Regions from separate parts of the Mus musculus genome. Here regions 1 and 2 are each linked to region 3. Evidence: chromatin loops called from intact Hi-C (ENCODE). Cell type or tissue: heart. All regions are shown on one strand. Links, peaks and the distances in the headings refer to the core of each region. The heading gives the core; the rest is flanking DNA. Region 1 has its middle 90 kb from the start of Prkg1. Region 2 has its middle 100 kb from the start of A1cf. Region 3 holds the start of Cstf2t (cleavage stimulation factor, 3' pre-RNA subunit 2, tau).

The links. Peaks named below come from ENCODE experiments on the same cell type or tissue, not always from the same donor. Only the 100,000 strongest peaks of a DNase experiment are listed, where the experiment ranks them.
Region 1: it touches region 3 in a loop (2.3-fold over the local background); 5 of 42 quality-filtered maps call a loop at or near these places.
Region 2: it touches region 3 in a loop (2.2-fold over the local background); 5 of 42 quality-filtered maps call a loop at or near these places.

Annotation. Positions count from the first base shown.
Region 1 is chr19:31,748,895-31,759,811 of GRCm38, forward strand. It overlaps a transcript of Prkg1 not described here. Among named protein-coding and RNA genes, the nearest start is that of Prkg1, 90 kb to the left of the region's middle. In heart, for the core only: CTCF peaks have their summits at 7,484 (motif pointing left) and 7,696; no DNase peak of the experiment used is centred there; H3K4me3 peaks cover 581 bases; H3K27ac peaks cover 1,077 bases.
Region 2 is chr19:31,762,182-31,773,098 of GRCm38, forward strand. It overlaps a transcript of Prkg1 not described here. Among named protein-coding and RNA genes, the nearest start is that of A1cf, 100 kb to the right of the region's middle. In heart, for the core only: CTCF peaks have their summits at 718, 2,258 and 5,041 (motif pointing left); DNase peaks (open chromatin) are centred at 770, 1,410, 2,210 and 2,890; H3K4me3 peaks cover 3,577 bases; H3K27ac peaks cover 3,358 bases.
Region 3 is chr19:31,076,167-31,087,083 of GRCm38, forward strand. The region is part of intron 3 of Prkg1 (protein kinase, cGMP-dependent, type I); the gene reads right to left. It overlaps Cstf2t (cleavage stimulation factor, 3' pre-RNA subunit 2, tau), which reads left to right and starts at 6,675. Exons shown (of 1, transcript NM_031249.2): 1 at 6,675-10,426. The coding sequence starts at 6,900. The coding sequence ends at 8,798. In heart, for the core only: no CTCF peak of the experiment used is centred there; DNase peaks (open chromatin) are centred at 6,635 and 7,835; H3K4me3 peaks cover 2,629 bases; H3K27ac peaks cover 1,750 bases.

The DNA of each region.
Region 1 (10,917 bases), core at 2,666-10,665, 670 kb after region 3:
AGATAACACCAACTTAAAAATCATTTACACCCAAGTATAACCTGGTCTTTAAGAACGTATAACTTTAATTGGCTGAAATAAAATATTTAGCGCTTTTCTCAGTTAGTATTCATTTTGTAACTGCTTTGAGAAATGTGCCAAAGGTGATCTGATTTTATCCTATTTAAAGTTTCTTTCACGTTTCCGATGACCATGAAGAAACAATTCACCAAAAGCATTCAGAAGTAAAGCATTGAAATTATAAACATTTTCCCCCAAAGATAGAAAACTTCAGTGTACATCAATGAAAACTGCCAGTCTCTCCTCATTAAAAAACAAATTTTGACCTCATCTGAGCCAGTAGACTATCAGTTAACACCATATACTTGGAAATCAAGAAGTTCAGAGGAATAGCAAAAGGCAGATGGAAATGCCATGTGAGTCGGGAAAAAAAAATCTCTGCAGCCTTTGCCTCCCTGGCATGGACCATGTGTCCTTTATCCTCCTCACCCCATCTCTTCTCCTTGGAGCCCAGCAGACTTCAAAAGTTAGTCATAGCATTTCACTGGGGTCTGAGAAAGATAAACACAGACAGTACTGGGTAGTGAGTTACATATTGGTCACCTAAGGTTCACACCCACCCAGAAGTTGTAAATTAGAAGAAACTTACTTGAAACAAGGTCTTTATAGACATAATGAATAGTGTGCTTTCACGAGTCATAGCTGTGTTTTCACAAGTGGGAGACATAGACTCAACCACTGTGGAAGACAACTGTGCAGAAATAAAGAAGGTAGACAGTGGAGACCTATGAGCACAAGTCACAGAAGGCCCAAGATGGTCAGCAGCCTCCAAACACCAGGAAAAGAGCCTCCCTGCTAGCCTTCAATGACACCACATCCCTGCTGACACCTTGAATCTGAACTACTTGATGCCCACTGCCCAAACTACAAAAACACAAATTTCTGTAATATCAAACTCACTAATCATTGGCTTGACCAGACCCAAGTTATAGTGTGTGCGGACACAGGCCTTTCTGGACATTCCTACAAATGCAGTTCTCTTGAGGAGGTCAGGCACACATTTGGGAGGGTATCTAAATCACCCCCCATCCTGGAAATGGGGCCTTTTGATACTGTAAGTACTTTCATGTGCACTGCAATTTTAAAAAGATCAGAAGATCTCACAATGCCTAGTTTTCTCCATGCAGACCCACTGTGGATTATCATGCTATACAGTAGAAGAGCCCTGAGACCGGCGTTCTTCCAATGAGCTTTTGGATGCCCTGTCATGTATCTGAGCTCTGTCTCCTAATGTGCACAGAGCTCATGGAAACATAACAAATACTAGAAGCACAGCAGAGTGCCATGGGGTTGTGGACAGGGACAAATAAATTCATATGAGTCTGAGATGTGCATTCTTAAGCTTAATTAGTAGTTCTTATATTCCCATGCCATCAACTAAAAGTCCCTCTGAATGACATCCCTGACTTGGGAACGGGGTGGGGTTGGGGGGGGGGGTCTTGTCTCACTTTGCAGAGGTGAGACTAGCTTGGAGACATTAAACAATATGACTAATATACGATATCAGAAGCTTAAAATCCAGGGCTATGGAATCCCACACCTCCATATCTTGGCCTTTGTATTCATGCATGTGTACTGCCTGGAAGGGAATAATGGAAAGCGTCCTCTAGGTTTTCGTAGGCAACAAGAACACTCTATGATGTGATCCTTGTTAAAGTAGCACTAGCACATTGATTCTCGATACTGTGTGTAGCTGTACTTTGTTTATACTGAAATATTGAAAACTTGACTAGAGAAAATGAAAGAAGGAATAAATGAAAAAAGAAAGGAAAAGAGAAGAGAAGAGAAGAGAAGAGAAGAGAAGAAGGAAGGAAGGAAGGAAGGAAGAAAGAAAGAAAGAAAGAAAGAAAGAAAGAAAGAAAGAAAGAAAGAAAGAAAGAAAGAAAGAGAAAGAAGAGGGAAGGGAGGAAGGAAGGAAGAGAGGGAGGGAGGGAGGGAGAGAAAGAAAAAGAAAGAAAGAAAGAAAGGAAGGAAGGAAGGAAGAAAGAAAGAAAGAAAGAAAGAAAGAAAGAAAGAAAGAAAGAAAGAAAGAAAGGAAGAAAGGGAGAGAGGAAAGGGAGAGAGAAAAGAGGGAAGAACCAAAGAAAGAACTGGTTAAAATCTTGTGAGCTAGCTAGCTGTCTTCAAAGGTTCAGCCATGCAGATGCTGAATCTCTCAGGCAAACTAAACCTGAAAATCCGTGTTTGTTTGGTTCAGAGAGCCCATAGCCACAGAGCAGGCCCTAGCACAGCTCAGTCTGTTTATCTAGGAGCTTCTAGAATTCCTTCCTAGAGTACAAGTTTGTAAAAAGCTGTGGTGAGAGGCAAGAGTATGAAACATGCCCAGAAGGACAGAGACTCTTCCGTGGATGGGACTGAAAATCAAGTAAGTCCTAAATGTGGCCAACGCAGCGTCCCATCCGTGACTCCTGAAATGACTTCTAAAATGGGGTCACAACTACTCCAGAGAGCAGAAGTAGATCCAAGTGTGGGCTGAGAAATATGGCAGGAACACACATGGGTCCATTCCTGGCACGGAGTTAAAAGCACGTTACATATTTGGTGAATGAGGTCAGACACGGTAAACAATGGCAGTCAGTGCTGCGTTTGTTGAATGACTGCTCTGAACAGGGCACTCAGCTAAATCTTTCTCATGCGTGAGCTCATTTAGGCCTGTCAACAACCGTGGGAGGTTTTTTAAACAACTGAAGAGGCCAAAGCTTTGGATATGCTTTCTTGTATGACATCAGTCTAAGAGCACAGAACATGGCTCTTTGATCTCCAAACGACTTCATATGTCTTCCTACATGCTAACGATCAGGCTGCCCTGGGAGAAATGAAATCTAGAATAATATTTGTTCACATAGAAAAACTCAGATGTAATGAAAAATTAGTCTCTAAACTGCAAGCAGGCACTGGGAACTCTCAAAGGTACAAGCTTAAAGGTAACTAGAGATAGGGATACACGCCAGAGCATTCAGTAAGAGCGTTCTTCCCCATGGCTGTCAGGTACGGAGACAGGCATCTACTGTGCTGTGGGGATAGCTGCATGGCCCCTAGTTCTTTCTGCAATCCTGCAATGCCACTGGTTGGCAATTCAGAGCATGCCTGCACACATAGATAATGAGAGGACAGAAGGACAAAGCTGGAAAATAAGGAACCAAGCAAGAAAGTGCAACTATCCACAGTGTGGCTGCAGTCATGTCCCAGCTATGCAGGACATGCTCTCTAAGCAACCCTTCCGGCACTTCTGTGTCCTTCCTAAATCTGACGCAAGCAGTCCCTCAGCATCCCTGCTTTACTGCTATCCCTCATAAGCAATGTGTGGCAATAATTCCTTTAAGCCTCTAGTCTTCGAGAAGCAGCTTTTCTAGAATCTTCTAGAGTTAGAGGGGTGTACAACTGGCAATGAGCAGTCCATGTAATTTGCATCACTAAGTCAAACTGTATATGTGTATAAACATATCCATGTATGTGTATATGTATATGTGTGTATATATATATATATATTTATATGTACGCATTTACATTTTATTAGGACACGGTTACAGCACCTTATCTTGTCATCTCTGCTTGTCCTGTTTCAGTTTACACACACCTCCTCTCCCTTGGTTCACTTAGTGTTATGTTTAAGATACTTTTCAAAGGGGTGAGTATAGGAGACATAAGGGACTTGCCATCTAACCACAGATCAGTCACTAACAAGCGTCTGTGGTTGGCACATCAGATTCCTTTAAAACCTCCAGATCTCCCGTTTGTTTGTCACAATGTTTGTTTGTTAATCCACAAGGGTGAACAGGATATTTCCTAAAATCGATTCTGGGCAGTAGTGACTTCCAAAAGCAAATTGTTGGGGAAGCCTTCTGCCCCTGTAAAGGTTTTCTTACGGGAGAGCTAGTGATCCACTGAGAGCTTTATGCTTACCATGAATTCACACACAGCCCTGGCCCATATCTGCACATGAAGCTTACAGGAAACGCCATCCATGTCTTTGCAAAAGAGTCAAAATCAACTTCAAGGAAACAAGTAGTTTATGTAAAGTCACACAATCTGTGTGTGAAAGAATTCTCCAAGCCTGTGAACATCAAGGCCATTAGTGTGTTGGTCACTATCTACTTCTGGATTAGACTGAGTTGAAATTTCTCTTCTGCCTACCCTCTCAAGGTTTCTTTCCCTTATTTTAATTTTATTGGAAAGAGGAGATTAAAATCCATGCATAAAAGCACTTGTCTCCAATACTAACAACCAGCCTTTTAAATCTGGGACCCACATGATAGAAGAAGAGAGCTAACCCTCTCCCATAAACTGTCCTCTGACCTCCATATGTGTACCATGTCACACGCGTGCTGAAATATAACACACACATTTTTATAATACAAATAAATAAATGCAATTTTTCAGAAATCCAAGTAAAACTCATAAAATCATTCATATTATTGGATTCTCGTTCAAATAAGTACTAGTAAGCATACCTCTCACCAACTCTAGATCAATATCTCAACATTGACAGAGAGAGAAAAACAAAACAAAACAAAACAAAACAAAACAGAGAGAGATGGGGGAAAGGAGGAGAGGCTGTAATGGAAATCTTAGCCTATAAAAAGTAAAATCTGCTCTGTGACTCCAATACCATATATGTCCAAATCTTCCCACCAGTCTTAAAAAAAAAAAAAAAAAAAAAAGAAAGAAAATGTAGCAGAGAGACTTGGAATTTGTTATTTTCCCAAGTGGGAGAGCAAGTTCCTCAGAGTCCTTCAAGTATCAAAGTTTTATTCTAATGCAAAGAAAAACAAATCATTGCGATCCCTGCAGAACGCCTTTGTTATATGAGCAGTAGACGCATACAACTTCAGCCTTACTTTCAAAGCCACATCTTGGGGCCTGGGGATTTTTCCTCAATTTACAAAACCGCATAGAAAGGCATCGATGCTACATGGATTTGTAAATCTGAAAAATAGAGGGACGCGTAAATCGTGTCGCTTTAAGGAGTGTGTGTTCTTGTGACCATAAGTCAACAGGAAAATACATCAGACATTCACCTTGCTTCTAAGATTGTTACGTAACCGATGTCTTTTTGAGAGAACTGTCTTTAATGTTGTAAAGCTTATGTTCTGTGGAGCTACTAGCATACCTTTTCCTTTGAGTAGACAAAGACATAGATATTTTTCTCACACACCGAGCATACATACTCTCAAAGGAATTTAAAGAGTTGAGCTGAACATTTACCTTTTTTTTTTTGACTTGCCACTCTCACCTTTTGGCATTCATCCCATCTATAAATAAGTGACATTTCAAAAGCTGCCTGCAAGAATATGAGTTCCATCATTTCTACTGCTTGCAGCAATAACCATGAAAGTAAACAGAAGCTGTCAACTGAGTTGAGGTATGTAAACAGAAGGGGATCATCTATGGATCTGAGAAAGACGGGTAAGGTCTGATCTGCCCAAAAGCTTGGATTCTATAATTAATCAGAAAAGGAGTAGTTTACCAAGGAATGTGAAGGAATAACTGTACTTTAGGGAAGGAAACCAACCACAACTCTGTAACAGAGAGTTCTCTTTCTATACAAAGGTTTGCACAAGCATGCCTAAGTTCAACATTGACTCTCTACTGTAGGAGGACTGGGAAGGACTCGGAGAATAAGGCTAGTTTTGGATAGTTCTATTGTCTGGCAACCAGCACGAATTGCTTGGACAATGAAGCAAGCACGGAAAAAAAGATAAATCCAAAGATTAAAACCGAAAGGTTTGAAGCCTCTGCCCGTAGTTATCGAGAGGGCATACTGACATTCTCATCTTGGTATCTATGGCACAGCACTGCACAGAGGAAATGTCTTTCCCTCTCTAATTGCTTTAGTGTCTGAATGGCCCCAGTGTTGCTAGCCTACCCTGTCTGTCGTGAGTGCACTGCCTTTCTGGTATCCAGAAGACCGACAGGAAGGCCAGATAACCAGACACTGTCAAGGCAGCAAACCTCAAAGCCTGCTGTTATACTTCAGGAATTTTCCCTGCAGAGATGAGAGAGAGAGAGAGAGAGAGAGAGAGAGAGAGAGAGAGAGAGAGAGAGAGAGAGAGAGAGAGGGAGAGGTGGGTGGGGAGGAGACTGCTGCTGGCTACTTGCCTCACTGTGTCTAGGGGGCAGGGGAGTTTCTTCTAGACTTTGCCCACACTCATCAGGAATAAAGGCTGCCCCCAGATCCACACTTCATTCTCTCTGCACCGTTAGGTTGACTAAAAACTTCTGTCCCTAGCCTAGGGAAAGTATGGATTACTGACCCACGGAACATTTTTATGTATTAACAGTTGCAAGTCGACTTATCACATAATTCTAAAACACCTTTTAAAAAAGACAATTTGTTGCCAAATAGAGCATTGAAATGTGCATCATTCTGAAGTTTTTCTATTTTCCTTCTTGCTGGTGTGAGAAATATCCAGCACAACACTGGGGAAAGTAGTTGGTTGAAGAGACCAAATAAAAAACATTAATTCTAAACTGAATTATTTTTACTAATAGCACAGCGTCCTTTGGCTATTGAATCTCACCAAGACAGACAAAAAGAAAAAAAAAAAAAAAAAAAGCACATTTCTCTTGAGCCTGAGGGGTTCATGTAACAAGCAGTCACACAGTGAATGAAATAGCCTTTTACAGGAAGACTGAGTGACGCTTTCCAAGGGAATATTGATTCAAAAACTCACAGTCTACTAGACATGGCCCAAAATGCATCCCTCAGTGGTCAGTGGGCAAATGATCCTCAGTTCTTTTATGCCCTGAACTGAAAAGCACTTTATGCTTAAGACATCTCCCTGTACTCAAAAAAAAAAAAAAAAAAAGTTTCTTTTCATGCAGTATTTAAACATTCCATTCATTAGAGAGCTCAAACTGTTTGCTATATTGTTGTTTAATTATATTATAGAATTTCAGAATTATCAAGGAGATGGGAACATCTCCTTGATTTGTCTATTAAATGATCTAATTTTTCTCTCAATATTTCCCTTCTTGATTGATTATTTTTTTGTTTTTCCATGGGAGAGAGAGGAGTTGGGGCAGGGGGAGAATTCCATTTATCTCCTCACACATCCACCCATTTTTAAACCAGACTTAGTTGTCCATTATTTCTTCCTATTTCCTCCTTTTCATGAAATATGAGCCCAGAGGCTGCCTCATGGGGGTGGGGGAGGCGGGGTTAGGCATTTCCCTCAGGTGACATCAACTCTCCATGCAAGCTGTCTTGTTTGTCTTGTCTTCAAGAGAAACACTGGAGAGGAATCCACTTGGTTGTTTTAAGCACGTTGCCTTGAATCGTCAATGATCAGAAGTCACTACGTGAATCTTGTTGTTAGGAAAGTAACATAGATAAACACATTTTAAAATTCTCACACTGCCTGTAGGCTCCAACTAGTAAATATTATACCTCTACTGCCATCTTGTGGCGACTGTTGGTATACTGCTCTCCTAAACCTTTCTTCTTCCCAGGTTTTTTATCTTTGTTGGTCATTACAGGGAAGCCTGAAGGCCTCCCAGTCTTACATGGGTGAGCAGATGGTCTGGAGCTTTCTCTAGAAGAAAGGACTTGGTGCATTTCTTTCCCCACATCTAACTCACCCCTCTTTTCACCATGCTTACCCACCCGCCGAAGCAAGCGTCAGTCCTGGAGGAAGGACGAGGCGAGCAGTTCCCTGCTGTTCTGTGGATTCAGCCAGACACAGGCTAGGAGAGGGTGGGCTTCCAACTTATGCTATTTTTTCTTGGGCTTTTATAATCATCTATGGAGTAAAAGTCATAAACCTGAGGAACTCAAAATGTTTTTCCTGAATGGTGTTAATTTAACTTTCAAGTAAACTTGCTTACCGAGTATATTTTATAAACACTAATTTTGTGTCCCCATTTCAATACCCCCAAGCTACTGAGAGACAACTGTGTAAAATACTATCCGAAGATGGGTACAGAGAGAACCCAATTAGACAGAATCCTCTAAAATATGGTATGAGCAAGCAAAACAACAAATATGAAAATGTTACATTTCTCATGGAAAAAAAAAAAAAAAGACTTTAAGACACTATTTCCTAAACCTTGGTTTCACAATATCTATGTAAAACACAATTGTACTTTTCTACTTAAAAAAAAATCTATTAAGCCTTAAAACTTTATTTTAAGCAATATAGCTAGCTACACATGATTCCTGTGTACTAGTCAAATGCTTTCTCTCACTATTTATTAAACTCTAACTATTAATAATATAAAATAAATTCACTTGTACACTTAGAAACCTTCCTATCACAACAATATGAACTAACCAGTACCCCCAGAGCTCGTGTCTCTAGCTGCATATGTAGCAGAAGATGGCCTAGTCGGCCATCATTGGGAAGAGAGGCCCCTTGGTCTTGCAAACTTTATATGCCCCAATACAGGGAAATGCCAGGGCCAAGAAGTGGGCATGGGTGGGTAGGGGAGCAGGGCAGGGGGGGGAGGGTATAGAGGACTTTCAGGATAGCATTTGAAATGTAAATGAAGAAAATACCTAATAAAAAATTGAAGAAAATAAAGGAAACCTTCCTATCCCACTAATAATGTGTACACCACACCTTGGGGACACTGCTGTCAAACAGAAATGGTAAGTTGAGTCTAGGGAATCTAACACGTTTGTCCGAAAATAAGTAACTTAGCGAGTCAGAGTCAAGAAGCTGATTCTTCAGAACCCTAGGTTAGATGAGGGGCTCTTAGACATTTTTTTCCTGCAGTGACTCACGAGACAGCTGATATCCCCATGTGTACCATACTCCTGTGAAAAGACAAGACCATCTGTGGATTATGTGTAATTTCCTGCTATACATTAGTAACCCTCCCCGTCTAGGAAGCCAACTGGAACTCCGTGAACGGCTTTCCCAAGGGAAACGCCTGGGAAGGCACTCAGCCCTGATTTTTAAGAAACAAATAATTCATGAATTTTGATTTTTTTTAAAAAAAAAACTTATTTATTCATTTTAATCTGATAATCGATCAAATGCATGTCATTTTGTGATGCCACAGTTGAAATCTGCTGAGGTAAGAGGGGGATGCCAGGTTGTGTATTTTAAAGTGATTTTACTCTCTGAAAGGACACATCATTTAGCATGGAATGCTGCTTTTACCCTCAAAGACACAAGGTTCTTTCACTTGTTTTTAATATATTCGGGATATACCTTTTCTCTGAGAAGTAGCTCGTGGGCGGGAGACGCAGGGTGAAGGGTAGGTTTTATTTAGCTGGAATTTTTTCCTGTAAACAAACCTGGTTTCTTCACAAGGGTTTACAGCCCAAGATATAAAAGAATTTTCTATTTTCAGAATTTCTGGCACCACGTAAACAAGTCCTTCAGCGGCTGTGTAATCCATGAAATGAGTCTCATGCACACTGTGTGGGCAATGAGTACTTCAGGAAAAACAGTAACAGTTACCCAAAGGCTTTCTAGTTGCTTGTTAGACAATCATGGCGCCATATCGTTGAATAAACAGACCCAGGAATATTTGTGAAAGGCAAACATACAAATATTTTTAGGAACCCTAAAGGGTTTTATAACAGTATTTTTGTAGCATTTTGAGGTCAGAGAGCTCAAAGGAAGAGGGATCTGGGGATGTAAAATGTATTTTGAAGTCCTTTCTAAGTTAGACTGTGTACAAAGGAGAGGCAGAATCGGCAACAAGTGTAGCCAAGGGTTTATTTTCGTAGCTGTAGCTGCATCATTTCTATTACAAGTTAAAAAGCCAAACTAAGTTCTACTGACGTAATTACAATAGATACCTTGCTGGTCTGTCTTTCAAGTAAACACTTGCATAAAACCAGCACACCTGTATTGCCCCTTGACCTCAATGTGCCATACTCTTAAAGGGGAAAACACTCAGCCCAAATTAAAGCCCAGGACAACAAACTCGCTACTAATGATGAACTTCCAAGAATAAATCAAACTAATACGCACCAGGGAAAGGATGAACATAGAAGTGGTTGCTTTGAACAGGGCAATTTTCGGATATTGTTTTGAAACCTTCTAGTCAATATAAAGTACGTATTGTGTGCACCCAAAGCTACGAGCTTTTATAAGGCAATATAGGTTTCTATTCTATTCACTCACAAGACAATATGAAAGTGCTTACAACACATGCAGCAAAGCCTGTGCTCTGTGCATGAAGTCTGTGGTTTCTATGGAGAAGGTTAACCACTCCACAAAAGAATGCTGTTGTTCAAGAGTGAAAGTATTAAAACAAGAAAGTGAGATCTACCACCCACCCTTCCTAAACCCATGCAAAAGATATGTCTCTTAAAGATTCACTAGTTTCTCGTTGGACAGATGTTATAAAACATTACGTATCTTCAATATGAATAACTATATTATTAATTTAGGAAACTCAAATTACACACATGCACACTCATGTCTACACAGGACTATCTGAAGATATAATGATATTAAAATACAGTAATCTTTTCAGTTTACCCTATGTCTATATTATGTGACTTTTACAAGCAGACAGATCTCGTAAGACTCGAAAATGTCAAGCTAGAAGTTGGAAACACAGATCCAAAGGACACACACACAAAACTCAGGAAGAGTCGGGGACGAAGAAAGAGCACTGGACAAGAGAGAGAAAGAGAGACAGCCATTGATTCTTGTATCTGATTCCGGTGAGGTCATAGGGTGATGTGCCTGATAGCGTGCACAGACATTTGAGAATCTTCAAGATACTATGAGCAGCTTTAGAAAAACAGAAATAAGAAGGGAGACTTCCTTTCTACCAGTACTTTTGGGGGGGGGGGATAACTTAAACAAGTTCTATAATAACAACTACTATAGTAAATTTAAGTCAGAGATGGAAGCGGGTGATGATTGGTATATGTCTGCATACAAATGC
Region 2 (10,917 bases), core at 280-8,279, 680 kb after region 3:
AAGGTGTCTTGCAGTTGACTATTTTGTACTGTCTCTTTAAGTGAGTACCTAATGCCAATGGATACAATGCCCATATATTATACCTGTCAAAATTCTTTAAATGCTAATGAGTCACCTTACTGAAAATAAACTGCATGCTTCCTTTTGAAAACTTGAAAGCACAAGTGGGAAGACATTTACCTCCGTTCAGTGTAAACCAGGACAGAGAGGAAGTAGAAAAGTACTCCAAAGACTTGTTGGAGACACAAATAAATGTGCCCTTAATCTCTATTATGCACGAACCACTCTTGAGATGAAAGTTCCTACTTCAACAACAAAACCCGCTGGGTGGGGGTGGGGGATCAAAAAGGATGGTATTTCATATGACACAAGCCATTTCCTCTTCGTAAATATAAAAACTTCACATTCTTTGAGAATGCTAGTGTGGGGGGAGGGGGGTGTTTCTCTGTAAACTGGCGCCTGAGACTAGTCTCTGGGAAGGCGGGTTTTCCCTGGTGAGAATTTCCTCTCTGCTGTGAAGCCATACTGTCACTCCAAGGGGCACAGCCCAGATACAAAATCTGAAATTTCAAAAATGCGATAAAGCTCGAACCGGCAGCCCTGGGAGGCAAGCAGCTGCCTGGTGACCGCTGATGAAGTGGCTTCTTAAGGAGGTGGGCAGATTGATTCCAGCTGCCGAGAGAACGAGCGCCGGGCAGGGCAGCGGCCGCGGAATGCGCAGCCAGGCGGAGGCAGGACGGCAGCCGCTTCCCAACCTAGGGCCAGGCCAAAGACTGACTCTCTTTGCAGTTTCAGCCTAAGTGGGAGGGGAGTGGCCTCATTCCCGGCAGTAGGAACTTCTAAAGCAGTCTGGGACAAAAGGTGCCAGTGTCATTTTAAAAGTCGAAGGTGACTCGGGGTATCTGAAAGCTCTCAGAGATCCCTGTTCTAAGTGGCATCCTTCTTGGGGATTCCTATTAAATTATTCCTACTCATTCCCAACTCAGGAGCTTCTGACAGCTTTGAACACCACCTCCCCAGCCCTCACATCGTCTGTTTTGCCTGACCTCACTGTGATCAATACACTAGCGAGTCTGAAATAGTGCAGTGGAGGGGCGGGAACACGACGGGGCCCTAGAACTGACTCCGGTAGGCTTGCTCTTTAGAACAACTAGCCTCAAAACAAGAGAGCTAAGTGTGTGTGTATGTTTGGGGGTGGGTAGTTTAGTAGTCCCCCGAGAGCCCCAAAGTCAGACACCAAGTGATCTAAGAAGGAGGAAAGGGTAAGAGGGAGGCGGGCATGAAGGCAAGCTTAATGGAATATTCAATATCCTGAGAAATGCACTTTCGGCCCTGCATTTCCAGAGACTAAAAGCCAGTAATGGGCTTTGGAGTCTGCACTTCCTCCCCCTAATGTCCACAGGGCTTTAACGCTGCAACCGATCGATCAGCCTCCTCCGCGAAGGCGGCGGCGAGTGGAGTGCAAAATCTTCCTACTGTGGCCAAAACCCATCCAGTCTCCTCTGAACACCCCGAAGAAGCTGCACAACTTTGATGTGAAAGGATTTGGCTCTTAAAATGCCTGGGAGGAAGAAAGTAGGGGGCGAGGTGGCGCCTAAAGAAAACCCTGGCCTTCTCTCCCTACCCCAACTTCGCTTTGCCCCCCTCCCCCGCACTGGTCTAAGCAGTTGCCCCTAACCTGCTTCATGCGCAAGGTGACCCAAACATCACCAACTTCTGGGTAATTAGAAGTGCCACTTCTAGAAGGAACAAAAGCAGAGCATATGAGCGCCCAGAGGTGGGGTTTTGTGGCATTCTCTTGGTGACATCACAGCTCCCCTGAAAGTGACCCTGTGGATAACCCTCCCCTTCCAGCCCTTGGCTGGAGGCTGGATCTACGCGATGGATCGCAGGCCCCGGTCCGCCCCAACGAGGGCTAGAGCCCTCTTGGCAAAGCTTACTCTCCAGACCAACTCTGTCCCTAAACTGAACTCGACCCCAGCTGGCTTCAGGTCACCCCGAGGCCTGAGTCCCAGGGTCGCCTCTGCGAAGCTGTCCAGGCCCGCGGACGGTCAGAGTTCTGCCCCAGCGTGGGCGCCCCGAGAGACAGCAGCCCGCGCCGTCGAGTGCGGGGTAGCAAACTTTCCGCGGTCCTTCTCCCCACCCCCCACGCCACAGGGGTGCGTCTCTGCGAAGTGCTCGCCTTTCCCAGCCCGCCAGAGACAACTACAGCACGTGATGCACAGAAACAAAAATAAACACTTCCCCTTCCCGGACCGCCTCCGCGAGCAGGGGGCGCCCTGCTCTGTCCAGGAGCCACAGCCCCCCGATCCTGATTGCTGCCCCCAGAAGCTCCCGGAGAGAGTGACCCCTGCCCCGCGCCGCCCTGAGCCTACCTCTCGGATTTAGTGAACTTCCGGAACGCCTGGCGCAGGTCGTGGAAGGACCTGTAGGTCTGCGGCTCCGCGGAGATGCCCTGCGCCCGGGTGGTCCGCGGGCCGATGTGGGTGGAGGGCACCGGCAGCACCGACTGGCATTTGTGGAGTTTCCTCTTCAGCTCCTGGATTTCTTCCTCCTTCTCTGACAGCCGCTTCTCCAGCTCTTTGATCCTCTCCTCCTTGAGCATGAGAATCTTCGCAAAGTCTTCCTCCAGTTCGCTCATTTTTATGGTTAAGCCCGATCCCCCTTCTAGAAACTTTTCCTGCCGAGACGGCGGCTGGGACGGCGGCAGAGGAGCGCAGTGAGCCTGAGACTGGGGCGCTGAGCCCGGAGCAGGGAGTGCAGCCCCGCTCCTGCGATCGCTCCTGCTGAATGGGCTGGAAGCTCAGAGGGGAGGATGAGGCGTCTAAAAGGAAGGAGAGGAGAGGCAGAGTGCTAATCCCTAGCGTCTCTGGGGAATAGGTGATTATCTTTCATTGAGAAACCAATTAGAGCCGCCCTTCCTCCCCTGAGACCCCCCCTCCCTCGTCCCCCTTTCCCAGTCGCTTGGTGAGAGTACGCGAGCGCGCCACCCCACCGAAAGAGCCTGGTTTCCACAGAGGGTTGGACCAGGGAGCCTGTGTTCACTCCATCATACTCTTCTATGCTATATGGTACCAAAAGAAGGGAGTGGGATAGGGTGCTTCATGACACTTGATCCTTGAAATAGCAACAATTACCATGTGATCTCTCAAGGATGACGCAGTGCTTGTAACTGGATCCTGCGGGGGGGGGGGGGGGGGGGAGGGAGGGAGAGAGAGACAGAGAGAGAGAGAGAGAGAGAGAGAGAGAGAGAGAGAGCGTGTGAATGTGTGTGAGAGAGGTTTCATATATATTAAACTGTCTTTAGAAAATAACCTAAAGAAATCCATCTTTTTTTTCCCACCATGTCCTTTTCTGCTATGCATGACTATGGACGTGGTCAGGAGATGCATGTGTGTGTTATCTGTTCTCACTGTGAAGTTCTGAGGCTGAGACTTTCTCTAAGAGGAATGCCCTACAGGGCGATAGTGATTGTGAGGTTTTGTAGCATTTAACTTTAAGTGGAAATTGTGGACTAACATGGTTGGGGTGGAGGTTGGATCAGCATATCACAGTAAGGCAAGTGTTTATAGAAAATTGAAAAGCTGTGCGTTGATTGCGAACAGTTTAAAGTCTGGATTTTTATTTAATCTACTCCAGTTGAATAGTATATATTGAGCATCCAAATATCATAGTCCCTAAGTGGCTACTGTAGCTGCTAAACTGGGGGCTCACCCTCCCAGTTCAGTTTGGGAACTGCAACTGTATTCATCTTTGTTTCTCCCTTATTTGTGCATCTATCATCTAGCCAGTGCTAACGGAATTATCATAGCCCTTTGAACCTGAGTGTTTAGTAAATACTACACTTTAAAAATACTCATTGTACACCACAGAGAGCATGTTTTATAAAATAAATCATTGTTTTTCATTTATTTGGTGTATGGGGGGGGGGCTTTTTCCCCTAAGTAACTACAAACAAGTTAACATATTTTAGTAGCTACAACTAGAATACCGAGTTTCTCTTAAAGGGAAGTCACTTTCCTTTAAAAGAAAAAAAAATAGTGTCTAATTTTTCTTACAAAATTAATGAGTATACTACCTGCTCTGACATAATACAAAAAGGGAAACAATCATAGGTTTTGGTTTGCAAAAATACCTAAAATATGTTTTCTTTTAGAATCCCTGTATCACCCAGTGCTAGATCTATTTGTCTGATTATACTCCATTAGAATTATTAAGCACAAGATCTGGGTTTCTTGGGGAAGCAGATACCTCTATTCAGACTGAGTTTTCTGTGGTGATAATGGTCACTTTTCTGTCACTCCTATGTGCGAAAACTTAATCAGCTACAATACTTTTTTTTTTTAGAAATACTCAAAAAATAATGTGTATTTAAAAATAATACATGCAAAAACGTTTATCATGTTTAAAAGCCTAAAGCACAGTTTCAACATGACTGATGAAAAAATAAAAACAGTTTCATAAAGACGCTTGACAAGTCTCCCCAAGTCTTATCCTATTTGCAACAAAGACAGTATTTAAATGTTTCTTCTGCTTATTAAAGGGATCATTTTAGCCAGGATGCCATATGTATGTTGGAACTCTAAATTTTCTTCCTAGATTAAATTTATTTTTGTGAGTCGATATAAACTTAAATAATGTTGCTGTCTGGTGGAAAAAAAATCTTGTTCATTAGCTTAAAACATATTTAATTTAGATCACAAGGGAAGAGGAATTGAGCTGACCAAGTGACCCAATGACCCAATGACCCAATGACCCCATATCTTAAAGGAAGAAGATGAAAGGCAAAAGTCAGGGCAGTTTGAGCTCAAGGCTCCTGGTGCTATGATGCTGGTTTCTCCACCATTCTGGTTCCAGCTTCAAAGCTGAAAACCTAGACATGGTGGGATTCCAGGGGTCCAACTGAGATATGTAGCATTGCCCTCTTGTTTCTTCTAAATCTGGAGCAGTGCTTCTCTTGGAGCAAATGTAGTAACGAAGCCTTCTTTTTATTATTATCCCCCTTAAATTAAAGGTGAAGGTCGCCATCTAGTGCCCTTAGAAAATTTTGCTCAAAAGCAGTCTTAATCACAATGAAGCTGATGTTATTTCTTTTAAGTGCCTATAGCAATGTCTTCATTCTCCATCGTCAAGAGAAACAGAAAGTGTGAAGAGAACATCATGTTAAAGAAAAAAAAAACTAAGTTTTCCTCTTTTAAGCACTGGATAATGATAACAAGAATGCAGAATATTTTTTAAATCAATCTTATTTTTTAATTTATGTCTGTGTGTAGGTATATGTGCATGTGTGTGGGTACCTGAGGATCCAAAACACAGATCCCTGGAGCTGGAGTTTACAGGTGGTTGTGAGCCACCAGGTAGAGGTGCTGGTAGAGGTGCTCGGGTCCTCTGGAAGAGTAGTAGGCACTCCACCTCCTGAGAGATGAGGCATCTCTCGAGCCCTCGATGTTTTTGATACATCCCAGCACAGAGCTCAGTCCTTCTGTGCTACTAGCTTTAATCCCCGTGATGATTCTGAAAGTTCTTACCCCATTCCATGTTAAGGCTGGATTTGCTGGCATTTACCCCGATTAGGGGGTTTTCCTTGCAGGCATTGTCTAGATTTGCTGCAGACCGCATGAATCCCAGTACAGCAAGCTTCTGAGTGAAATACATAGCAAGGTAGATGTACGCATATCTATGAACACAGGGAGACGCAAAGCTAAAATGTCCTCCTTTATGGGAACACACTAAGCTTAAAAATCACATATAAACCCAGAGAAGCTCCTAGGAGCCACTATTCTGGCCATCCGTTGTCTTATCGAACTTGTTTTCCTTATGACACTTTTTCATGTTTCATATACAATTCCAAATGTTTTTTATCTAAAAAAAGAATATTCACTGTGACACGTGGCTGTGTCCCCACCACCACCACCCGCTACCCCCAATCTCATCACCACCATTTTCTCTTTTGTATAGAATACTTTCTAAAGAAACTAAAGTGTGACAGGCATCAGGGGTCCTAAAGGGGTTCCTCTTTTTTAATCTGGTCAGTGTCACAGTAGGCATTATTATCTATTAACAGTTTTTAAAGTGACTAAAACTATAGCATTGGAAATGTAATTGAGGAAAATATGTAATAAAAATATTAATAAAAAAATAAAGTGACTAAAACTAAGTCTGATTTTAGTGTCCCTCCCTTCTAGAATATATCTAATTATAATATACCCATCTCCCAAATATTCTACTAGTCTCAGTTGAAACAAATATTTTCACCCCAGGAGAAACACAGATCTTGCTAGATATAAGGGAATGATCCGGTCGGTACAGGTTTGGGAGGTCAGTAAGAGCAGCCTCACACCACCAGGAAGGAAGGCTGAGGATGTGAAACTCGAGGCAGGGGTCACATCTTTGGAACACGTGGCAGTCAACACACTACCTCTCTTTTATTCTATACTGCTACATCAAAACACTGCTCATAGCGGTAGAAATAGCGATATTTGTGAAAGTTATAACACCACTGGTAAACTAAAACAAATAGTGCGTTCAAATCAAAAGATCCACATTCATGTTCAAGTCATTGCTCAAGTCATTGCTCAAGCTGGGTGCATATGAAAGCCCCTTATATTCTCAGATTTATTTTCCTCATTTATAACATGAGAAAGGACAGAAGGTCTGTCTCTCCTTCCTACCTCCGGCAGGTTTACAGATGTCTATTATTAGTCTGACCTCACAGACAACCGTCATCCTCCAACTTTAACGGGGCTTAGAACTTTGAGAATAGGGTGAGTTCAAGTACGTCTTGTCCCATAAGGAATAAAACATACTCTTTTGGTTATTAGAAGCTGAGACTGTTTTCAGTTTATTCTGCGTTATACTGAATTTTGCCTTTAGCATTTTTTTTTTTTTACTTGAACCAGCCCAGGTCTGGAGACCAAGAAGTATGATCATCCCTTATCCAACATGCAACCTTATTAAGTCCAGATTCACACCAACATCCCCATTAACAAGCACATAGAGCATGAGAATAGCAAATTAAATGTTGGCTTAACTTTAATATCTCCTAGATGCGTCACAGTACACTTACTGAATTTATATAAAGAATCATAATAGCGATGATTCTAAAATATCTTCCTCCACAGAAAAGTATATACAGAAATCATTTTCATAATGTGGTCTTATTATTGTAAAATCAGTCACAAGCTCAGCTGCCTATAACAGAGGAGCCATTGTCTTTTATCTGCGCATGGTTTTTTAAAAACCCCTGTTAGAAATTTTGAAATATAAAACTTAAACAGGAAATTGTGATACTTAATACTTGGAAAAGATCAAATTTTATACTTTATTAGAGACTTGAACCTAGAATGCGAACGCAGGACTTCATGTGACTTTAAGATAATTTTATCCCCAAGGGGTTCAAGAATCCAAACTGTAAAGTGTATATAGAGACACTGGATGCCCTTGCACCTAAACCTCAAAGCAATTTGTCATTGATCACTTACGTGTAACTCACGTGAATAAAAAACATTACGTTGTAGGCCCCTTGCTTTAATTCCCCTAAGAGGATACGCGAATGTGAGAGAGTCTAGGAGGTGGAGACAGCTATCCGTGGTTCTCAGCCTTCCTAATGCAACCCTTTAATACAGCTCCTCATGTGGTGGTGACCCCTAGCCATAGAATGATTTCATTGCTACTTCATAACTATAGTTTTGCTACTACTGTGAATCATAATGTGAATATCTGACATGCATCTGATATATGACCCCTCTGGGATCATGACCCACAGGTTGAGAACAACAGGCTTAGATCATGGTGGCAATACTCATCACGCTCCTAAGATTTTTGCCCCCATACCCTTGCAGCACGCATGTTATTTCTCATTTATTCAATTAGAAAGTAAGCAAAGTGGGTCTGTTATGAGATGTTAGAGCTATAATTGACATCACAAGTTTTTTGCCTTTAAGATAAAACAATTATTTAGGTAAGCCTGATCTAACCCTATGTCTCAAATAGGAATCCCAGTGTGACTAAGAGTCAATTCCCAGTAAAGTCTTTGTTGTGAACTTTGAGGATACAGCAGATACATGTGAGGGATGCAGCAAATAGTGAGCAAGGACCTTATTGTCTTAAAAATTCAGAGGTGACACAACTTCATGAGCTGAGAAGAGGCTCTGGGCTCCCTGTGAGAACAATCAGGAACAACACTGAAATTTCAGCTCTCTGAAGTGCCAAGCAAAAAAACCCAGGCATGCTGTGCCCAGACTTCTCTCTTCTAGACCCATGAGATCATCAGTGGATGCTAATTTAAGTCTCTAGAATTTATGATATTTGCTAGGTGATGAGATAAAACTACTAAACGATTCAGCCTCAGTTTAAAAAAAAAAAAAAAGTCCATTGCAAATGCAAGATGTGCTTTTCAGGCCTTAGAGCCTTGCTTCCCCAACGCATCGTTTTCTGTGGCACTATTTTATTTCAAATAGATACCTGAGTGCATAAAATGTTATTATAAGTTATCAACTAATTAAGGCATAGTACAGATGTAAGACAGTAAGACAGTACACATGACCTTTTGAACATGTGAAACTCTCTTCTATAAATGGCATTTATGTTTAATGTTGTACATTGTTATAACCAATGTGAAAACCCTGCCAGCCACAGATTCCAGGAAGGACTGAGGCCATTTGTTGGTTTTCATGACAAAGTAGGAGTGTTGTTGTAATTGATTTTGTTGGTGGATTGACTCCACAATGTTATGCCTATTACTAGTGTACCAGACCTTGGCTGTCCTGTTCGTTAAATGGCAATATGCATCTTTTGTAGTATTCTTTATTTCTCATACAAGATTTGGAATATATTTGAATATAGTCTTGGTTTATGAATCAAATGTGATGCTGTGGTAACATACAGAAATCAAATACTTTCACATAATAGCATCTTCCAATACCAATGTCAAACATTTGAGAAGAGTGGGATGAGAACACATGTACATCTCTAAGGTTATTTTGATTTGAATTGATTTGGGACATTTTTTTTAATTAAGGAAAAAATGGACTCACTTGCTTAGTATTTATAAAAAGTGTATTCTTCTTACTAGAAAAATGTTTATGCACAATTTAAAATTCTGAAAGCACCGATGGATAGATAATGAGAGGCAGGTGTCTCTTTCCTCCTGCTCTGACGCAGCAGTTGCTCGCTGCCACACTGAGCTGTGAAGCATTCTAGTTGCACACGTGTGCATTTGTACTTATCGTGTATCCATGCAGGGATATCATCCAATACCTTGCATGGATGCTAGCCTGTTACCCAACTAAGCACTACAGTGTCCTGATTTTCAGGACCATTGGTTGAATGCAGCATGCCACATCAGCACTCCTTGTGATAAAATGTTGGGTAAGAAGTCAGAGACATTGCTGCACTTGAAGACGGTGAGTCCTTCCTTCCCTTTAAATAAGTGAGGTGCTTCTTACTACGCTCGGGACGATTAAGTTCAGCAGAGTTTGGTACTTCAGGATTACAAGCCAAATGTTATCAACTGTGTACACTTTTAAGGACGTGAGAAAATAACCCCCAGCCCTTCATACTTCTTACCTGCCTTGGTTACTCACCATCGGATACTTCAGTAAACAGTTGCCATGCATAAAACGTAACAACTCATTGCTAAGCATAAGGCACCTTCTATCTTGGCAGTCTCTCAATTTTGATAAATATCAAAATTATCTTCATCTCTAATCTATCACAGCTATTAACTGTTCCTCTATTCTTTCAAATTCACTGGGGCTGTGTTTGCTTGTAAATAATTTGGTCAGGATATCTACACATTTACTGGAAAAGTAATTTATAATTTACTTTTATATCTACCAAAAGTAGTTCCCTAGAACCTATGGTGTTTCTGGTGATACAAAAACTTTCATGTTTATAAATGATGCTTCCAAGTGTCATATTGATTTCCTCAGTCTATAAACGGGAAAGAAAAAAAAAAAACACTGGGATGTTTCCCATAATAATGTTCAGGTCTTACACCAGTTCCTGGGAAGTCTCTCTACAGAGAGAGAAAGGCATTACATCAGCACTCAGCTCCCTCTCCAGGGTACCCTTGTCAGCTACCTCCATCCCCTACACACACAGTCTGCAGAGAGTAGAGAGGTGGCAGAGAGACAGGATATTGACCTAGGAAGGCAAGGTCCCCATGACCCTTCATTCAAGACTCCATCTAATAAAGACAGATCACTGTACAGGGCAGGCAAGCAGACATGACTCAGACTGTGGCTAAAAGCATCAGCAAGAAACTACCAGGAAAACCTTAGGGTGACATAAGATGGTGCTTGGTGTGTTGTGTGTGTCCTGCCACGGGTGTGTATGCATGCATGCATGCATGCATATTTTAGAAACTATACGTTTTCTATAACTTCTTTCTCTAATTTGGATGTATCACGGGAGACTTTAAAGGCCTCCACTCAAAGCCTTTGGAAACTTTCCTATGAAGCACAGAACCAAAGTGAAGAAGAAGGATTGTAAATGCCAAGGTTGCTGGGGGCTGATGGCTATACATCCAGGAGGACCAGCAGGTTCTGCCCCTCCACTGATAGATCAAACTGATCTATCTTCTGAGCAAATGTCAAATTAGCATTTTAGGAAAGATGCAGGAGCAGAACCATTTATGCTAACAATACTTTTTATTAGCAATATTATAGAACTCACATTCTTGCCTCGAAAGGGAAATTAAAATAAATATCTGTGGTACCTGAGCAGATGTCTTTGGCGCCTTTCATTCCTCAGATTTACTTTTGGTTCACTCTCTCTCCCCCAGCTCGTAGATGCTCTACAGACATGGGAGGGGCTGAGGTGAGGAAGGCAGAGCCTCTGACCTCAGTCAACTCAGAAGAGTTCAGGGGGAGTGGCTCAGTGCTAGGGAACTCAGATCTGTAGCATATGCATATC
Region 3 (10,917 bases), core at 1,795-9,794:
TCATGTCAGGGCCTAGCAATATGTGGGATTCAATGAGCCCATAAGCACCAAGAGCCAATCTAATCTGCCAAATATTCTCCTGAGAAGACAGATGCTCTAGGGCTCTGTCTAAGCAGAAGCCAGGCCAGGTGACCACACAGTGGGAGGGTAGCCGAAGGAGAAAGCAAGGGCTGCTGCCCTTTTGATATTATGCAAGAAAACATTTCTCTTCTTTGAGCCAACCAGTTTGTGGTATTTTATCACAGCAACCCTACCAGACTGGTCTCTGCGTTATGACAGGTCACAGGAGAGTATTAAAATAACCCCCAATGTCGCTCCTCTCTGTAGCTGCAGTTGGTCTCTGGACCTTCACCACAGAGCACTAGCTATGGCATTTTCATATATACTACATCTTACATTTTAACAAAATTTCTAACTCTCAGGAGTCTAGTGTAATATGACAAATTTAAACTGGCACTCCTGAAGTAATGTTTTCTGGGGAGCATTCAACTGTGATAAGGAGTCCAAATATGCCCTGCCACATTGCTGTTCTGTTGGTGATGTTTTAAACCTGATCCCCAACTGACTTCTTCAGAAAGACCACTCTCCCATAAGCAAGGTTCACTGTAGGTTCATTCTTAAGCTCCCAGTGCCTCAGAAGTGAAATACGACCCAAAGTTATGAAACTAACTGATATTTCTTTGAAGTTGGGTATTTAACTATTCTGCTCACAGAAAAGAATAAAAGTTAAAAAGATCCATGAATTGTTCCTCTTAAGTAAGTTATCTTTATTCAGCTCCAATTGCGAGGCTCAGATTTTTCCACACTTAAGAGGCTACTTGCTTTCTCTGTGTTCCCTCAGGTGACAGCTCGAAGCAAGAGTGGTGGAGTTCTGCTTCTTGTCCAATTAGTTCCACCTTCCTATGGTTGAATATCTGGGCTTGTCTGGCAGTGCCTTTTCAAAAGGAATCATCTTAATGACAGCTTGAACATGGCCCTGCACTCAAATAGGTGCTGGACCAAGGCAGTGTTAGCTGAGTCTTTGCATTCCATCCATCGTAAAAGTTCACACAAGCCCATTTAATAAAAATGACGGTGATAGCTAACCAAATATTTGAAGAGAACATCTCATGGTTCACTAAAAGAACTTCATGGGGCTGGAGAGATGACTCAGTGGTTAAGAGCACTGACTGCTTTTCCAAGGGTCCTGAGTTCAATTCCCAGCAACCACATGATGGCTTACAACCATCTGTAATGGGACCCAATATGGTAGTACTGGAAAAAAGTACTATTATGATTAGTGTAGCTCTTACTGAAGTGTCTTATGGGATTGAGCCTGGAAACAATCCACACTCAACTACAAAGCTACAAATGTGCATATTTGAACAATGTTACCTGTCTTAGAGTTATCTCTATATAAGTTTAAAATAATACAAAGTAACAACAGATCATTGGCCCATCAAATCTAGTCCTTTCAGTGACAAGAACAATGTACATCTCTAAGTAATGTTAGAGTAAATAAGGTTTGTACCTCTTTCCACTTAAAATTGTGCTTTGCATCCTACCATTATATACAAATGCAGATTAATAATACAGTCTGAGAAATGATAAAATACAGGTTATGTCTTCTATACAACAATCCAACATGGGTAATGGCATTCTCATTTGAAAGATGCCAAAGCAGAAGTAACGAGAATTAATTCATCCAAGGTCTATGATTTCTTGTCAACCTAAGTCTAAGATTAAAGTCTGAAGCCTAAGCCCCTCCATCCTACTCCCTGCAAACATTGTTTGCTTGGCAGAGACTGAAGACCTAGACACGATTACAGATGATGTCAATAAGTTAGCAGCTGATTCTGGTCCAGGGTCTTGATTGTCCTTGTACCTCATGTTCTTAGCCTGTCAATAGACTGGTAATCGACTATACAACATTTGGCTCCATTTAACTTGTAGTCAGGCCGTGGTATACTTTCAGAGTCTCAAATTTACATATTTTTCTTGCCAACAAGAGTGAATCATAAGTAAGTAGAATTTACTATTTACTTCCCTCTATGTTCTTTTCATACTCAGTGTATTACAAATTTGGGGGAAATATGCCTCAGAAAAGGTTAGCTTGGGATCTGAGGAATCTTGGCTCTTTCATAGAAATGAGGTTTTATATTGGCCCTGTCAATTGAAGAAACGAAAACATCCTTCTCAGCTGCTTCAGTTTTTATACGTACAGCCCATCTGTTGCCATAGCACTGATTGTCATGTCAAAACTGCAATTAGTAACACTCAGAGCTAATCAGGAAAAAGGCCAATGGAGGCTGTGTCCAGTCCTCAGTGACCCATGACTGCTAGGCTAATTGAGCAATAGGAAGCTTAATTTCAGGAGACCTGGTTTCAAGCTGCAGCTTTGCCTCTTACTCTGTATATATGGGACATTCATTGAATAGAATGGTCATTTTCAAACGTGAGTTCTTGATTCAAGTGGCACATGTAAAGTAGTTGCCTGTGCTAGTTAGACAAACTCATTAACATCTCTATGCCCAATTCCAATTAGCTATAAAGCAGGATGCTATGACTGCCTAACTCAAAGATACTTCTAATACATGGCCACCAAACACATACTGTTGCTTTCAGTAGGAAAGACATTGAGGTGAGCATTGAAGAACGAGAACTTAAATGTGATGAAATGAATATAAGAGCTGGGAAAAGGAGGAGTGAATGAATACAAGGGCAAGATGGGCAGAAGCCAGGGGGTAAGAAAAACACCGATTGCATACAACGAAAAGTGAAGTGCACTGGTCAGCCAGAGAAAAGTACACAAAGTGATGAGGGATGAGTAGCAAAAACGAAGCTCCATTTAGAGGATGTTAAAGGTAGGAAGACCAGATGCCACACACAGGTGAAAAGGATTGAAAAGCTCAGCTGGAAGCTAACTCAATATGATTGGCTTTTATGAGCCTCTGCTATCAAGAGGCAAAAAGAAGCCTACTGACTTTACTATCACAACTCTTTTCATGAATTTCATTGTCAGAGCTGTTATACTAAGTTCCATCACATGATAGCCATGCATCTTAGCTTGCTTCTAGGTCATAAAAAAAAACCCACCAAGTCCCAATGTCAAATCTTGGCCAAGTGCAGCTGCTGTCTGAATCGCTTCTGTTCCATTTGTCTGCAATAGATTGTGAGCCATCCCGCAGTACCATTTCTACCAGGAAGCCTTCTTTAGAAATATAGATCTTTCTGGATTACTTTATTCCATTTCTAGATACTTCACCGCATCCTTAAAAATTGTCTCCTGGAGGAATTATCATCGATCTAAGAATAAGACAATAGGCATCCTGGCAGCAGGCAGTTACAATTGGGACTGTGCCATTTAATGTCTCTGGTTTCTTTCTAGGTTAAATGGTTTGTTAATACTCAAACTCTAAAGAAATTTTAAATCATTCAAATAGTGAAATAATCGGAACTCCACAGATTAAGCTTCAGGGACTGAGGCTACACAGGTGAACAAAACAAAACAACAAAAACAAAAGAAACCCAAATAAACAAGCAAAAAAACACCTCATCTATACATATTAACCTATCATCTACATATTGATTGTATGATTCTCCCCTTGAAGTGGGATAGTTCTCCAATTACGAACTTCATTAAATTACCTTTAGGCTTCAGCAAACAGAATCTGTGTTTCTTATATGAGAGGCATGGAAAACTTTCGTTTTTGAGGTGATATTTTTTACTTGTGAGTCTGATAAAACAGTACACAAAACTCATGCAGAGAATTTGTTCTAACAAATTGGTTTTCACACTGCTGAACTGTCGGTGTTTGGAAAGATATTTATGGAATAAGAAATGTGAGGCAGATGGTCAAGGGATAAAAAGACCTACATATTTCCTTGAGTGATTTTATAGATGCAAAGTCACAATTCTACTAAGAGGCAAAAGATTTACTATCAACAGAAAGGTCCGGATGACGAACTACTTGAATCCAAGGGAAAATTGAATTATTTTTAAGCTACAGGAAGGGGGAGGGACTAGAAAAAAACTTTGTGGAGTGTTTCGCTTATTCCTTAAGAGACCAAGACAAATAAAAAATGTCCCTGGGGATTATAATTTAGTAGTAGACTTGAGGTCCTCAAGTTAATTCTCAGAAGGGTAAAACTTTTCAAAATATCTTAAGAATATGTCTAGATTTGATATGCTTTATCTATAGTGAACTCTTTTAAAGTGTATCTTATTTATTTATGTTTTGAGGGCCTCACAGAGTATCTACAACGAGCTTGAAACTAGATATGTAAACCAAGCTGTCCTGGAAGTGTCTCAAATACTCAGATTAAAGGTGTGATCCACCATACCCAGTTTATGGTGAATTTTATTTTATTTAGTGTTTTAATATACTTTACAGACTCACAAAGACTACAGTATTTACAATTTTGTGTAGAATTTCATCTCTGAAAATAGCTAAAAGGAGAGGGGAGGTTTTACATATATCCCGGGTTTGCCTACAACTCAGTATATAGTCCATGCTATCCTTGAGCTCAAAATGAGCCTGAGCCTGTCTTAGGCTTTCCAGACTTGTGTGACCACCCCTGCTGTAAATACCACATTTGCCAAATATGTCAGAGATTTGGGTGGTTTTGTTGGTTAGTCTTGTTTGTTGAAAACACGTACATTTTTAGTCAAGGCAGTTAGTTTTTTTTTTTAAGATTTATTTATTTATTATATGTAAGTGTAGCTGTCTTCAGACACTCCAGAAGATGGAGTCAGATCTCATTATGGATGGTTGTGAGCCACCATGTGGTTGCTGGGATTTGAACTCTGGACCTTCAGAAGAGCAGTCGGGTGCTCCTTACCTACTGAGCCATCTTACCAGCCTGGCAGTTAGTTTTTAATTTGACTGATAGATGCTCAAAGTAATTCAGAGTAAATATTAAACACCATTTCTTTTCTTTCTTTCTTCTCTTCCTTCTTTCTTTCTTTCTTTCTTCTTTCTTTCCTTCCTTCCTTTTTTTTTTTTTTGTCTTTTGGGTTTTTTTGTTTGTTTGTTTGTTTTGTTTTGTTTTGTTTTTTGAGACAGGGTTTCTCTGTGTAGCCCTGGCTGTCCTGGAACTCACTCTGTAGACCAGGCTGGCCTTGAACTCAGAAACCCGCCTGCCTCTGCCTCCCGAGTGCTGGGATTAAAGGCGTGCGCCACCACCGCCCGGCTTAAACACCATTTCTACAAGGGACTAAGCTGATAGTATTTAACAGACACAAGTGTTAAAGTGTTGAGTGTCTCTCAGTGTGCCATCACCAGCTTGGAACTAGACATAAAGAGCTCCGGGATGTCCTGGAAGTATCCCAAGTGCTAGGATTAAAGATGAGCCGCCATGCCTAATTTATGGTGAATGTTTTATTTAATGTTTTAAAACCTTTAAGTATCTCATAGGCCCCACGTGTTGCTTTGTTTGTTGGTTACTGTGTTTTCTTTGACCATCAGGTAAAGATAAGGCTTGTGGTGCTTGCCTCTAATCCCAGCATACACTGGGAGAAGCAGGAGGATTGCAAATTTGAAGACAGCTTAAACTACATACACAGTGAATTTTTCAGGCCAACCTGGGCTGTAGAAGGGCCCTGTATTAAAATAACAAAATTTGTTTTAGTATACCTGATAACTTAATTTATTGAATTAATTGACAACTGAATGTAAAAATATACCATCTACATTAACATAACACATATCTGGGTGTAGTGGCCCACTCCTTTAAGCCCAGCACTTGGAAGGCAGAGGTAGGTGGATCTCTTGAGTTCAACGCCAGCCTCATCTACAGACTAAGTTCTAGGGCAGCCAGGGCTACACAGACAAACTCTGTCTCAAAAAACAAAAACAAAACCAAGAACAAAACAAAATATAAACCATGATATTTTTTGAATTTTTTTCCAAGTTAAAACAGTGAAAATTATGTTTGGTCATTTAAAATAAAATGGCAGTATTTAAAGTACAAAACTGGCAAGAGAAGTGGGCGGTGGTGGTGCACACCTTTAAGCCCAGCGGAGGATTCTGGGAGCTGGAGGTCAGCCTGCGCTCCAGGATAGGACTACATAGAGACCTTGTCTCTAAATAATAAATAAAATCACAACTACTTATATGTGTACAATAAAAGTTTAGTCGATTAATCCAGACTCTGCAGTCATACTTTTTAGTTAATTCCACTTTAGCATTGATGTCAATTAAAATTTGTAAGGGGAGAGAGAAATGATCACACAACAACCTGCGCACACAGAAGATACCAGGGAAGACCCTGGACTTGGTAACAGTTTGAACAAGCCATAGCTTGGGGGCGGGGCTGCGGCTGACAGAAGCGCTATTTTATCTTTGCGATAATTATGTTTAATGTTGTTAAGCTATTTTAAGGGATAAATAACAATATTTTTACCTCATAATATTGGATATAATTTTAAATATTTCTATTATCCTACACTAAACGAAAGCTGTGAAAACACATTAAGCCTTAAATCAGCTTCCGGCTTGCGGTTTCCCGCCGGTGGAACGCAATGAAAACAGCCCCGAGTGTGTGGAAACACAGACGCTGCCGGTTACCCCATGGAAGCCCGATCGGCCATTTTTAATGAGGTCAGTCGTAGTGCATCCTGTGCCCGCAGGAAGCGGGGGCGGGACGCCGGGAAAACTCGACCAATAGGACCATGGAACGGAATCCTGTTGTCAGTAAGTAGGCGCGGACAACCGAGCTCACGGCCCGGGGCGGAAGGCGTTAGATAAATTAGTCCGGTCTCAGGAAGCAGTGTCTGCGGCCTAACGGAACTACAGATTCCTAACAGAAAGGTTTCTGTCCGGAGCTTGCTATCTGCTTCCGTTACAGAGCGGAAGTGTGGTTCGCCAGAGGACGACCCTTAGACGAATTCAATCTCCGCTGTCCTCTCGGCAGCAATCATGTCGAGTTTGGCGGTCAGAGACCCAGCCATGGATCGATCGCTGCGTTCGGTGTTCGTGGGGAACATTCCGTATGAGGCGACGGAGGAGCAGTTAAAGGACATTTTCTCAGAGGTTGGTTCAGTTGTCAGTTTCCGTCTCGTCTACGATAGAGAGACTGGGAAGCCCAAGGGTTATGGCTTCTGCGAGTACCAAGACCAGGAGACTGCGCTCAGTGCCATGCGAAACCTCAATGGGCGAGAGTTTAGTGGGAGAGCGCTTCGGGTGGACAATGCCGCCAGCGAAAAGAACAAGGAGGAGTTAAAGAGCTTAGGCCCGGCGGCCCCCATCATTGACTCCCCCTATGGGGACCCTATCGACCCAGAAGATGCTCCAGAATCGATTACTAGAGCAGTCGCCAGCTTGCCCCCAGAGCAGATGTTTGAGCTCATGAAGCAGATGAAGTTGTGTGTCCAGAACAGTCACCAGGAAGCTCGAAACATGCTACTTCAGAACCCACAGTTGGCGTATGCTTTGCTGCAGGCACAAGTGGTGATGAGAATCATGGATCCAGAGATTGCACTGAAAATTTTGCATCGTAAGATACATGTCACACCACTGATCCCAGGCAAATCTCAGCCGGTCTCTGGGCCTGGCCCTGGTGGGCCTGGGCCTAGTGGGCCTGGCGGCCCTGGCCCCGGCCCTGCCCCTGGCCTCTGCCCGGGACCTAACGTCATGTTGAACCAACAGAATCCTCCTGCCCCTCAGCCTCAGCATCTGCCAAGAAGACCTGTGAAGGACATTCCACCTCTGATGCAGACCTCTATCCAGGGAGGAATTCCAGCTCCGGGGCCAATACCAGCTGCAGTTCCTGGACCTGGACCTGGTTCCTTAACTCCAGGAGGAGCAATGCAGCCACAAGTTGGCATGCCAGTGGTTGGTCCAGTGCCCCTGGAGCGAGGACAGATGCAGATATCAGATCCTAGACCTCCGATGCCTCGTGGACCCATGCCTTCTGGTGGCATACCTCCTCGAGGACTACTGGGAGATGCTCCAAATGACCCACGTGGAGGGACTTTGCTCTCAGTGACTGGAGAAGTAGAGCCCAGGGGCTATATGGGACCACCCCATCAGGGTCCTCCAATGCATCATGGTCATGACAACCGTGGCCCTGCCTCACATGATATGAGAGGAGGACCATTGGCAGCAGATCCCAGAATGCTAATTGGAGAGCCCAGAGGTCCCATGATAGATCAGAGAGGTCTACCTATGGATGGTAGAGGAGGTAGAGAATCTCGAGGGATGGAGACTCGGCCCATGGAAACTGAGGTCTTGGAGCCACGAGGAATGGAGAGAAGGATGGAGACCTGCGCGATGGAAACCAGAGGCATGGATGCAAGAGGACTAGAGATGAGGGGCCCTGGCCCTAGTTCCAGAGGTCCGATGACTGGTGGAATCCAGGGTCCTGGCCCTATTAATATGGGGGCAGGTGGCCCTCAGGGACCTAGACAGGTTCCAAATATTGCAGGAGTGGGAAATCCTGGAGGTACCATGCAGGGGGCAGGTATACAAGGAGGAGGGATGCAGGGAGCAGGTATGCAAGGAGGAGGGATGCAAGGAGCAGGCATGCAAGGAGGAGGGATGCAGGGAGCTGGCATGCAAGCAGGGATGCAGGGAGCTAGCATGCAAGGAGGGATGCAGGGAGCTGGCATGCAAGGAGCCAGTAAGCAAGGTGGAGGCCAGCCTAGCAGTTTTAGCCCTGGGCAAAGCCAGGTAACTCCACAAGATCAAGAAAAAGCAGCTTTGATCATGCAGGTTCTCCAGCTGACTGCGGATCAGATTGCCATGCTGCCTCCCGAACAAAGGCAGAGCATTTTGATTTTAAAGGAACAAATCCAGAAATCCACTGGGGCTTCTTGAATGGTTTTCAACTAAGAAGCACTTAGTTACTCCTTCAGAGTTTATTCTGTGGCATGAAGTGGTGCAAAAAGCTGTCTTCTGTGTTCGCACACTTTAACCATTTAAGGTTTCCTTCTCCCTAGATCTTAATCTTTCTTCTAGTCCTGTCACTTTCTGCTTCCCTTTTAGCTTTTTGATGGAGGTTATGGAGTGGAAGGAGTGGGCCTGTTCACTTTGTCACTGTTACTCTACCACGTACCCTGAAAATAACTACATCATCCACCAAGTAAGGCTATGAGGAAGATGCAGGAGGAATAACATGTCTGCACTTTGTTAACTGCGTCTTTAAAAATCCCGAGTAAGCTGGGAACTACATAAAAATTGAAAGTGACTTGTTACAGTATTGATATACTAAGATGGTTTAAAGGTTTTTGGTTGTATATTAACTGAATGTCAGCATCTTAAGATACACTTTTTGGTAAACCAAAATACTGTAGAGTAATAAGATTAATGTTTAGTTATTTTGGAATTATTTTGAAATATTGGAGCTAACAGTCTGTGGTGTAGATGTAGGGTTTTTTTTGTTTTTGTTTTTTTTTTTTTAAGCATTGTTATCTGTAAAAAGGTAATTTTCATTTACCTGACTTTTTTGAGACAACTAATATTCTTGCCTGGTCCCACCTGGTGATTTTGCAGAATAGTTGTAGTGTCAGCTGAATTATATAAAGCCGCCTCTGAGGAGACTCAAGTGATTTCCTAATACATTTCTCTAAAAAAATTCTTAAGCACCAAGTCTGGTTGTAAGTAGTTTTTTCATGTCATCTGAAAATAGCAGTTAGACATGGGGTCGGACTTTCTTGAGTAATGGAGGGTTTTTCAGTAAAGCTCCCACCCAGGTTCTTGATAAACCACTATCCATACGCAGATGGAATCCATTTGGTCAGCAGGAATCAGAAGTTAAAAAATCTTAGTCTTCGAATTTTGACGTGTCTTACAGTTTGATAACTTTCACAAAGTACTTTCCTGCCATCAGCTTAACTAGAACTGAGGCCCAAGTGATCTGACAGCTCTGCTCAACTTAGTATTTTATTTCTTAGAACTCTCAAGAGCCATTTGGTCATAACATACATTCCTATCAGATGTGTTTTAAAATAAGGAGTGTGGAATTTAATACATTTCCTTTAGAGCTACCATACTATTTTTTGACATTAAGTGTGTGGCACCTAGACACCATGTCATATCTAGTTAATGAGCAGAAACAAGCACAAGTTCCCACTTGACCAAGTGATAGTCCTCTGTAGGAAACTAACTACCCAGCTACAGAGGGAAGAGTAGCCTTAGGGAGAGAGCTGACCCAAGGGTCTACTTTGTCCTTGGAAAGTTTGAGCATTTTCAGTGTACAGAGTTTTCATTCCTAGGCTATTTTCCATCGACTTAGTTTTTTGTGCTAGTGTTAAACTCTCTGTGGTTTCCTCTGCTTCTCCTTTGCTGAAGTTGGTTTGTGTTTTGTACTTTTGTGCTAGTTCTGGCTAATTCCAATTGCTTGCTTTCGAAATTGCGGTTGCTAGCCCAAAACTTCTTATAGTCTTTGTTATAAGAAAATCTCTGCATTGTTTAATGAAAATTAAATAAAAAGGTTGTATAATTAAGGTATTTTGTATGTTTCATTTTATTTAATACACCAGGAACTTTTTAAGAGATACATGAATACGTACGTAGAAAAAGGTGAAACTAAGGAAACTGGTGAAAATACCTTTAATTATTCTTTATGTAGTTCAACAGCTGGAATACTACAAAGACACTGCCAGTCCATTGTGATACCTCCCACGTCAGACATGCTGTGTCCTTTGGAATACTGTGTTCCAGGTTCTTAAGCACTGAGAGCATTTGTACTGGGAAGGATTGTGTTCACTTTACTCACAGCCCCCAAGTTGTACTTGTAATAGAAAACAGGGGACCTGGGAAGCACCTTACTCATTTGAGTATACACTATAGTAAAAGATGAAAAGGAAGGGTAAAACATCCAATTTCGGTTGGGAAAAAAAAAATCTCATTAAGAACAAGTTTATCCTCAAAGGACTTAGATTCATCACAAAACAAAATATAACAGTTCTTTGCATTAAGACACAAATTAGAAAAG